Linked DNA regions of Homo sapiens: region 2 is linked to region 1. The links are chromatin loops, found by intact Hi-C in ENCODE. Cell type or tissue: heart left ventricle. All regions are shown on one strand. Links, peaks and the distances in the headings refer to the core of each region. The heading gives the core; the rest is flanking DNA. Region 1 overlaps CAMTA1 (calmodulin binding transcription activator 1). Region 2 overlaps CAMTA1 (calmodulin binding transcription activator 1).

Evidence for each region. Hi-C counts contacts between places; a loop is a spot of excess contacts. Peaks named below come from ENCODE experiments on the same cell type or tissue, not always from the same donor. Only the 100,000 strongest peaks of a DNase experiment are listed, where the experiment ranks them.
Region 2: it touches region 1 in a loop (10-fold over the local background); 4 of 110 quality-filtered maps call a loop at or near these places.

What each region holds. Positions count from the first base shown.
Region 1 is chr1:7,205,160-7,210,536 of GRCh38, reverse strand. The region is part of intron 4 of CAMTA1 (calmodulin binding transcription activator 1); the gene reads right to left. Among named protein-coding and RNA genes, the nearest start is that of CAMTA1-IT1, 160 kb to the left of the region's middle. In heart left ventricle, for the core only: a CTCF peak has its summit at 2,450; no DNase peak of the experiment used is centred there.
Region 2 is chr1:6,996,420-7,001,796 of GRCh38, reverse strand. The region is part of intron 3 of CAMTA1 (calmodulin binding transcription activator 1); the gene reads right to left. Among named protein-coding and RNA genes, the nearest start is that of CAMTA1-AS3, 15 kb to the left of the region's middle. RefSeq lists a silencer at 5,176-5,265. In heart left ventricle, for the core only: a CTCF peak has its summit at 3,280 (motif pointing left); no DNase peak of the experiment used is centred there.

The sequences.
Region 1 (5,377 bases), core at 287-5,286:
AGAGAATAAACAATAACTTTACACTGGAGAAACCTAGCAGATACCATCCTAACCAATGGTCAAAGTCAACAATCCCAGTAAAGGGGCAGGCAACCATGCACCTTCTAACACGATGCACTAAGAACAACCCAATGTCGCTTCTGTGGTGTTCCTGCCAAAATTGCATATCCTGAATCTGGTCCTAAGGAAACATCTGACAAACCCCAACCAAAGGACAGTCTACAAAATAAATGGCCTGTATGCTGCAAAAATGGCAAGGTCATGAAAGACAAAGACTGAAGAATTGATTGATGGCGATTACAGAGACATGGAAACTAAACATAACGTGAGATTCTGAATTGGATCCTACAACAGACTATTGTTTTTATTATTGTATTTTGCTAATAAAGGATATTGTTGGTTGCAGGAATAAAGTCTACAGATTGGATAATGCTATTGCATTAGTACTATTTTCCTGACTTTGACCATTGCACTGGCTTATGCAAGAGGATGTCCTAGTTCTCAGGATATACACATTGAAGTGTTTAGGGTTAACGGGGCATCATGTCTGAAACTTACTTTCAAATGGTTCAGTCATGTGCATGCACACATACAGAATGATAAGACAGATATGATAAAATGTTAATATCGGGAATCTGCGTGAAGGGCATATGGGAATTCTTCATTTTATTCCTACAACTTTTCTGAAATCTTGAAATGACTTAAAAATAAAACATTAATAAAAAATTAAATGCTATGTAATGTCAGAATTCTCTATTCTTTCCTGGTCCAAAATGGGGAGGTTCTACTGACTCGGAAATCTCTAAGGATTAAGAACTTCTGTGGCCATTTGACCCTCCCTGGAGTGTCAACATTCAAGGTAAACCAGGAGCTTACCAACCACTGCGACCTGTGGAGTAGGTAGGTGATGCTCTTGAGCTGAAGAACGAGGTTGTTTCATACATTACGCTGGCCAATTCCAACAGATTGTTGCTGACAGAGCTCTGGGTTCTCTCAAAGAGAGTGCCAAGAAACAGACCTGACAGCTGCCTCCCCCTCCCAGTTCTGGAACCACCATCAAAGATGCAATTAATCCAAGGGTGAGACTCCTTTTACTCACACAGCCTCAGATATGAATCAACCCCAAAGTGTTAATAGATCAACAGTTATCTCTAATACCAAATACAATTTGCATTTGAGATGACATCTGCAATATTTTAAAAGCCAATGTCTAAAACAACAAACTTGGCAGTTTTTCTGAGTAGCAATTAACACAGTGACTAATCCTATCAAGAAGACAGTAATTGGCATGGAGACATCCTTCTCACACCAGCGGCAGGTTGAAAAACTTAATCCTAACCTCTTTTTAACAGCGTAGACTCTAGAGCATCTCTGCGCATCAAGGAAACTAAAGCAATTATTAAGGACAAGGGTAATTACCCTACAGTTTCAACAACAACAACAACAAAATAGAAGTATTCAAACAACAATCACATAGGAGAAAGGGTGGGGCCTTGAATCATGGTTAAAGGCTATTTCGGTATCATGGCCAGACTAGGAATAGACTATGGTGTCTCCACGGCCCCACCCAGGACAGAGTCAACCACAGCCCCATGCCAGCCAGTCGGCCCAGCAATGGTCACTGTAGCACATAGCTTTCTATACGAAGGGCTCAAGTGCTGATCTAGTCAAGTAGGAGGTCCCAAGGATTTAACATGTGAAACAACACATATCATCAAGCTGGTCCCTTCGACATCATCAGAACCCACTATGTTTACTCTCAGCCCACATAGTCAAGTTATTCTCCCCAGGTATGACACCTTTCCCCAGAATCTGTCTAAAGCCTTCCCACTCTTCAAGGCTCAGCTATGGTTCTAGGAAACAATCCCAACCCACGGCAGCCCTCAATGAACACTGGGCAATTTAAGCGCCTCTTCTCGGACCCACAAGAGCAAAACACAGAGGTGCACATGTTGACTCATTGCTTCCTGTGGGCTGGCTTGATTTACACCTTCAACAGAATCACATGGTTTTCAAGAGTCAAGCCCCTGCCCTATGTAGCTTTCACATCACCTAGCACAGGGGTAGACAAACAGGTAAAATTCTGGCAAAAATTCCACAGCATCTCAGATGCCCAATAAGGTACCCAATACTCAATAGGGTAAAGGGAGAAAGAGGCTCTTTGTGTGTGTGTGCATTTTGACTGACCTGATCATTGCAGAATTTTCAATGAAGTATGTAGTATGTGTTTACCAAATGAACAAACAAATGAATGAATGCACAATGAACAAACCAAAGAACAAACCAACTTTCATGAGCCTGGATCAGTTTGTCTGGGAGGTTAGCAAGTGTATCCAGTAAGGTCAAGGCTATGGACAAGATGTCTGCACAAGCCAGCTGGCTTCTGCCAGAAAGCACTGCCTGACGGAAGCCCGGTCTACACCTGCAATGCTCCCCAGTTGCCTGGAGGGTGTGCTGTTGGCCACAAGAGGAGCAAGCATGGAGAGAGAGGCTTCCAGCTCGGAAGGGATGTGTTACCCTTTTATAAAGTAGATGACGTGGCATTTTATTGAGCATGGAAACTTCTTACCCATATGCTGTAACCAAACCTTAGTTTAACCCTGGTTTTGCTGGGCAGCAGAATGAGGGAAATGCTAATGGAGGACATCCCTGGACCTGAGGTGAGTGGGCACTTAGCTTTCAAATGCCCAGGAGAGGTAGCAGGGCCCCAAACACTAAAGGAAGAGAAGAGCTCTTATTTCACGAAGACTGGGGAGATAAAGGCAGGTCTTGGATCCACAAGATACCAGGAGCTTGGAATAGACCACACCATATGGAGAAGCACAGAGCCGGTGGTTTGGTCATAAGAAATAAGGGAAGGACACCTGAGTCAAGGCCACAACTGGACCAGCCACTGGCCTCGTGACCCAGGATCCTGCAATGTACCCCTTTAGAAATAGGGTTGATCCTAGATCCACCCATTAGAGGTGGGACAGGGCTCCAAGGTCAATTTTCAGTTGTGGGTGATTGTGTCGGTTGGAAAAATAGAGTGTATATTTTTAGGTGGTATATACATTTTTATCAGAATGAATTCAGCTTTTTAAAACAAGAAGAAAACATTCAATGACAGATTTTCCTCCTGAATTTGTAATATAATATGATAGAAGATTTTCTTTCCACATTCATTTTCTACAGACCTCCCTGTCAGTGTCAGCAACCTGGCCCTTGACACGCTCACTGGGTATCACTGGTGTTATCCAGCGATATCACCTAATGTAAACATGTCTCCTCTTCCAAGCGGGTGGAAAGCCCCAGGAGTGGTGGGGAACTGGGTCTTATTCATCACTAAGCCCTGTTCAGAGCCTAGTAAAGTGTCAGGTACAAGATGCTACTCAGTGGATGCTGATTGTTGATAATTATACAACAGATATAATGCAAGTAAGTCAGCAAAGAAATTCCTCTAGGAGGCCAGTACCAGGGCCAGACACTTCTCAGCTAATAAAGTGTTTAATTTTTACAGAAGTGTGTTTCCCTCTCAGGAGACTAGGAAAGCAGCGTTGCCATTCTCAACTCCTACCAGCAGCCACTGAATGAGAGAGGGGCACTTAGAAGAAGCAGGCCGGGGGTGGGGTGTGCAATCCATGGAGACTGTGTCCATGTGGGAAGCAGCATTTGGGTCAGAATTTGGAAACCAAGGACTTAAGAGAAGTCATTAAAAAGCATGCTGCTTCTGTGCCATTTGCACTCCCTCAGACTGACAAAATTTAAGCATTGACAATAGCTAATGTTGGTAAAAATGTGAAGCAACAGAGGCTCCCACATTACAGAAAGGAGTGAGAACAGAATTAACGCCTTTGGAAAACTACTTGACAACTTCAACAAATGGGAAACAATCTAAATGTCCATCCAAATACAAACAGATAAATATCCTGTGATATATTTATACAATGGAATAGTACACAGCAGTGAAAATAAATAATAGAGTTACAAACATCCACAAAGATGAATCTCATGAAAATATACTGGAAAAAAGCACATTATAACTCGAACACACAAAAAAGGATTCAGTAAACTAGCAGAATATAAAACTGGCACTCAGAAATCAGTACTACAAAGAAACTCCCATGTATAATAGCAACAATAAAGATAAACTATTTAGGAATAAATTTATTCGGGTATGTGCAAAACCTCCATGAGAAAACCTTTCAAAACTAAATAACACAAAAGTATTCCTCAGCAAATGGGAAGACATAAATTCTTCTTGGATGAGACAACTCAGTATCATCACAATGCCAGTTCTCCCTAAATTAATTTATAAATATAATGCAATTTTATGGAGCTAGACAAATTGATACTATAGTTCATGTGGGAAAATTAACCTTCAAGAATAGCCAGGAACACAGAAAAGCCTCAATGGGAACATAAGCCCTACCAGACACTAAAAATACTACAAAGCCTTCATAATTAAAACAGTGTATACTGGTGTATGAGTTGACAGAGAAGTGGAGTAGAAGAAGTCCAGATATGCCCCAACCACATTTGGAAACTCAGTATACGATAAAGGTGGCCTCTAAAATTACTGGAGAAAACAGATGTTTTTAAATAAATGCTGCTGGAACAACTGAATAACAATTTTAAAAAATTAAGTCCAGTATCTCCTACCAAGCACAAGAATGAATTCTAAATGAATCAAAGATTAAATGTAAGAAAAAAAATGAAACCATACGAGTACTAGAAGAAAATTGGGTTAATTTCTTTTTGATCTGGATGTAGGAAGAGGTTTTCTTACTATGACTCAAAAATACACACACAGTAAAAGAAAAGATTGATGAACAGGACTACACAGAAATAAAAAGTTTTTTCACAGAAGACACATCTGATATTCAAAGACACAAAAAGGTTGAAAGTAAAAGCATGAAAATAAATATGTCATGCAAACACAAAGTTGGAGTTGTTATACCATGTCAGATACAATAGACTTTAAAAAAATGTTGCAAGAGATAGAAGGACATTTCATAAAAATAAAATGGTCAATCTATCAGGAAGATATAACAATTATAAACACAATGCACCTAGTAACACAGCACCAAAATACATGAAGAAAAAATGGATAGATATGAAGATGAAGGTAGACCATTCAATAATAGTAGTTGGAGGCCGGGCATGGTGGCTCACGTCTGTAATCTCAACACTTTGGGAGGCCAAGGTGGGTGGATCACCTGAGGTCAGGAGTTCAAGATCAGCCTGACCAACTTAGTGAAACCCCGTCTCTATTAAAAATACAAAATTAGCCAGGCATGGTGGCGCATGCCTGTAATCCTAGCTACTTGGGTAAGGCAGGAAAATAGCTTGAACCCAGGAGGCAGAGGTTGCAGTGAGCGGAGAGCACAACATTGCA
Region 2 (5,377 bases), core at 322-5,321, 210 kb after region 1:
GAAGGTGGCACAGCCGTTCCTCTCTGCTCTGATCAGAAGCCACGTTGGTGATGCAGTGTTTAGTTGTCATTACCACATATAAAATCAGTGCTGTAAACAAGGGCTCACTCCCAAAAGGATGACAAAGGTGGTGAAGACCAGCATCCTTTGAAGAAGACGTGAAATCCGGGACATGTGCTTGTTGGAGACATCCTAGGGAGACCACACTGGCTGTCGTCAATATCAGAAACGCCCTCATGGATGAGATGAATTCATGGAATTCTCTGTGGTTCCAGGGGACAGAAGCAGGACTGATAATGTATATTCAAGGTGAATAATTTACACTCAGCAGAAACAAGAACTTGCTGACCATTTATACTATTGCAGAAATAGCAGGTCAGCGTGCAAAGTGGTGAGCTCCTCAGCTCTGAAAATATTCAAGTGCAGGGTGGAGCTAAGAGATGGGATTCAGAGGTAGGGTTACTAACGGTGTCATTTGTTCACTTGACAAATACGTAGAGAGCATTGTCCTGGGACCTGGAGAGACAGCAGTGAACACAAAGACAAACTCCTATCCTCCTGGAGTTTATAGAGTTGGTGATTATGAAATGGTGAGAAGTGCTCTGAAAATGGAGTTTAGAGAGTTGGTGGTTTTGAAGTGGTGAGAAGTGCTTTGAAAACATGGGATTTTCACGATGATTAAGAACTCCCCAGCAAATTTTCTCCCATCACCATTACTCCGATACTCATGGCCTTAAAACTAAAGAAATTAAAAATATAACGACAATTATAAATATGTAAGTGACAACTGAAAGAAAGGGTAGGGTTTTTCCTATCGGTGTGGGAACTGGGTTTCTTAAATGAGTAATTAGTGAGTCAAATATAAGATAATCTGAGAGCAATGGGACCTGTCACCTCTAAAGCCCCTTTCTGCTCAAAGACACTGGGATTCTATAAAAACATGTCTGTGGCTTCCCACAAAGTCTCTCTCTCTGAAACAAATCTGACCACTTTAAAACATAAGGTGCCCATTAGAAGTCACCAGAAGCTCATTAGACAAAAAGATGAGCAGGAATTGGGGGAGGTCAACAGGTAAGGGTGGGAATGTGGAAGAATGAACCTGAAAGGAAACATATGTGGTAAACAAGTCAGAAGCACCCAAAGTCAGAGCCAAGAGAGGCCACATCATGCAGAACCTTGGACTTCCACGGGCCAAGGCACCTGCTCCCTCTCAGGATAGGAGCCCCATAAGCTGACCTGCTCCACAGGCTGTGGGGAGACAGCCAGACTGTTCCACTGCTTGTTTTCCAGGCCCCGCTCCATAAGACATGCTCCCCACCTCGCTCCTGTCCTGCCTCTTCAACTTCCCATCCTAAGCAGAGCCATTTTAAACCTACTCCCCTGCCCTGTGGCCTTCAAAAGACAAAGGTAGCTAGCAAGACAGTGGCTGACGCAGGGGCTGGTTCCCCATATTTTAGAGATGCCCCCAAACAAGAGGAAAGTCTTGGGTAGAAATGGTGAGAAGTTCCTGGGGAAGACAAGCATGAGTGGGTCCTCCCCACGCAGGGGGCTGCAGGACCGGGAAGTGAAAGAGGCGCCAGCTCCAGGGTGAGCAGGCTGCAAGGAAGCCAGCTTTCGGTGGCCCAGCTCCCCACTCCATCTTGCCCTGGACACACATCTCCCATCCTGTCCCTAGAGCGAGGACCACAGAAGAGCAGAAGCACCAGCCCCTCACCCAGCACCAGCTGGTACCAGGGCCCAGACAACGCAGACAGTCTATCACAGTGGAACCTGGCAGCAGGGTGGCCCCTGAACACTCGATTCTCTTTCTCCACCCCTTGGTTGGGGGACTTGCAATAGAGGCTGGCAGCTCTCAGAAAAGAACCTGTCAGGGTCAGGTTGGCCAGGGCACTACAGGGAGGAAAAAGCAGACTGAAATCAGGGAATGATCAAGACCAGATTTTATCACCAACGTATTCTCCTCACTCCCCACCCCCAATTCTCTAGAACTCACCAGAAAGAGCACAAGTGAGGGTGCAGGCCCTGCCCCTGGCCTAGACCTGTATGACCCTCCAAGGCAGCTATGGCTCACAGGGAAAAATAACCAAACATCCAAGGAGTACAACCGCTCTAAGAAAAAAGACCCGGCCGGGTACGGTATAATCCTAGCACTTTGGGAGGCTGGGGTAGGCAGATCACTCGAGCCCAGTAGTTCGAGACCAGCCTAGGCAACATGGGAAAGCCCCGTCTCTACAAAAACACAAAAATTAGCCAGGCATGCTGGCATGCACCTGTATTCCCAACTACTTGGGAGACTGAGATAGGAGGATCACCCGAGCCTGACAGGCAGAGGTTGCAGTGAGCCAAGATGGCACCACCGCACTCCAGCCTGGGCAACAGAGTGAGACTCTGTCTCATAAATAAATAAATAAATGCTCCCCGAGGCCTCTCCAGAAGCCAAGTGATGAGCACCATGCTTGTACAGCCTGCCAAACCATGAGCCAATTCAACCCCTTTTCTTTATAAATTACCCAGTCTCAGGCATTTCTTTATCTCAGTGCAAGAACAACGTAACACAAAGACAAACCCTATGTTTATATCAGGAAGCAGAATTAAGAGGCAAACCAGAACAAGAATTCAAAATAAGCAGATATCCTCAAAGAGATCAGGGAAGACACTGGGAACACAGAGTGGGAAGAGGCAGTCATAGGAAGAAGCCACTGGAAACGCTGGCTATAGAAACATAATTGCTTTGTTTTGTGGGCACAGAGTTTCAGTTTGGGAAAATGAAAAACTTCTGGAGACTATGATGGCTGCACAAAAGTGAGAATGTACTTAATGCCATTGAACTGTGCACTAAAAAAAGTTTAAAATGGTAAATTTTATGTTATGTGTATTTTACAATACAAAAAAGGTAGAAAGAAATGAATAAATGAATATTTAAATAATGTCATAAATGTAAAGATCCTAACACTGCTTTTGAACATAGATGTCCAATAAAAGGTAGCTTTATGAAAAGAAACATGATAGGTAAAATAAAACTACAGTATAATTATTGATTAATTTTGCAAATATTTATTGAGCATCCACCGCATGTCAGACGCCACAGCAAGATGCCAGGGATATGTTACAGGACAAAAGAGACAAAAAGTGCTGCCTCCGTGGCTCTTACGTTTGGCAAGAGAGACGAAACGCAAGGTGCACCAGACGGTGCTATGGAGAAGGCAAAGTGCATGGGGAGTGGATTCTCAAAGAAACCTTGAGGGCAGGTCTCCCTGGGGACAGGCTTGGGAGTCTGGGCTCCCTCTGGTGACTGAGGAGCACAGGGATAAAAGCAGATCTTGGTGGCAGAGGGACATGTGACGCAGAGGGAGTGGCATGGCATGTGCGGAGAGCACGCAGAGCTCCAGGGCTCCCTCTGGACTCAGATGAGGGGAAGAAGCCTGCTGGAGGTGCAGACTTATTCTATCTTATTCCTAGAAGAAAGCGCTCAGAGATGGGCGGATCACCTGAGGTCAGACCAGCCTGGCCAACATGTTGAAACTCTGTCTCTACTAAAAATACAAAAAAAAATTAGCTGGATGTGGCGGCACGCACCTGTAGTCCCAGCTACTCGGGAGGCTGAGGTAGGAGAATCACTTGAACCCAGAAGGCAGAGGTTGCAGTGAACCAAGACCGTGCCACTGCGCTCCAGCCTGGGTGACAGAGCGAGACTCCATCTCAAAACAAAACAAAAAAAGGCACTCAGTACACAGCCAAAGAATAATTTAGTGAGGTTAAGATCACAACAGGGAGCTTACCAGAATGCATCAAAAAAAAGATAAAGAGATGGAAAAAAAATTTGTAATAAATGAAAGGAGGCTGGGCACGGTGGCTCACACCTTTAATCCCAGCACACTGGGAGGCCAAGGAGGGCGGATCACCTGAGGTCAGGAGTTCAAGACCAGCCTGGCCATGGTGAAACCCCGTCCCTACTAAAAATACAAAAAACTAGCCAGGCGTGGTGGTGCACGCCTGTAATCCCAGCTACTCCAGAGGCTAAGGCAGGAGAATCGCTTGAACCCGGGAGGTGGAGGTTGCAGTGAGCCAAGATCGAGCCACTGCACTCCAGCCTGGGCAACAAAAGCGAAACTCTGTCTCAAAAAAAAAAAAAAAAAGAAAGAAAAGAAAGGAAATATGGAAAACAGAAGACGACCTGTCAACATCCATGTCACAGGAGACCCAGGAGGACAGAAACATGAATGGAGGAATCTGTATGAAGAACTAATAACCAAGAATTTCCCAGAATTAGAGAGATGTGTAAAAACCTGAAATTGAGAGGCTGCCCGAAGAGCCAAAGGACAGGTAAGATAGGGAGAGACGCGACATGCTTCCGAAAGGAACTAACACAAGAAGATGTCATGATCCTGAAAAGATATGCACCTCGGAATTTGGCCTCAAAAAATGCAGAGTAACATCTGACAGGGCTGCAAAAAGAAATAGATAAATCAGTAGGTTTGGTTGGAGACTTTAACGCATCCCCTCACAAACTGATGGCTCGCACACACACACACACAAAGCAAAAAACAAAGATGAAGGAATTTATTAGGGTTTAACTAATAAATACACGGAAAATTCGTCCAACAGAGAATGCACATCCTTTTTGAGTACGTGTAGAACATTCACAAAAAAATTAAACATGCACTGAGCCACAAGGGAAGCTTCGGTGAATGCCAAAGAATCATCGTCCTAGGAACCACACGTAAGACTGTAACATAAGAATGCTTACAATTACCAACAAAAGGTTCGCTTGCAAACCGACACATCTGGAAGCGAAAAGACATCCCAGTGATACTTGTTAAAGGAAAAAATCGTAAGGGAAATTTTTGAACACTTAGAACACAGGAAAATCACTATGTGTCAAAATTCATGAGACATAGAATTCCACTTTCAATCATGGAGAAGTAGCTCTTGTTGGACCAACCTTCCAACATTTAAAATATATATATTTTTTAATCAGAGGACAATAGAGAGAGACCAAAGGCAGGCAGAAATGGGTGGGATTTGGACAGTAGAAAGAAGGGAATAAGACTGGGTAAGTTTCTGAGGGTTTGTGACTTTTTTTCTTTCTTTCTTTCTTTCTTTCTTTTTTTTTTAAATAGCTTTTTGCCTGAGGCAGGCCCCAGTCAGTGTCACAGAGCAGCTAATACTCAGATAGAAAACTGAAGTCTTACTTTTTGTAGAATCAGAGGAGAGCTTGGGTTAACCACAGCAGCTAGAAAATGAAAGGGGAACTCCCTAAAAGGAAAGAGCCACAGAGGGAGAACACCAAAGTCTGTGCATAAACTGCCTCAATCTCCAGCTGATCTCTGAATTATGTTTGCATGGAATAGACTGTAAGCAGCCCACCTAAGGCCTA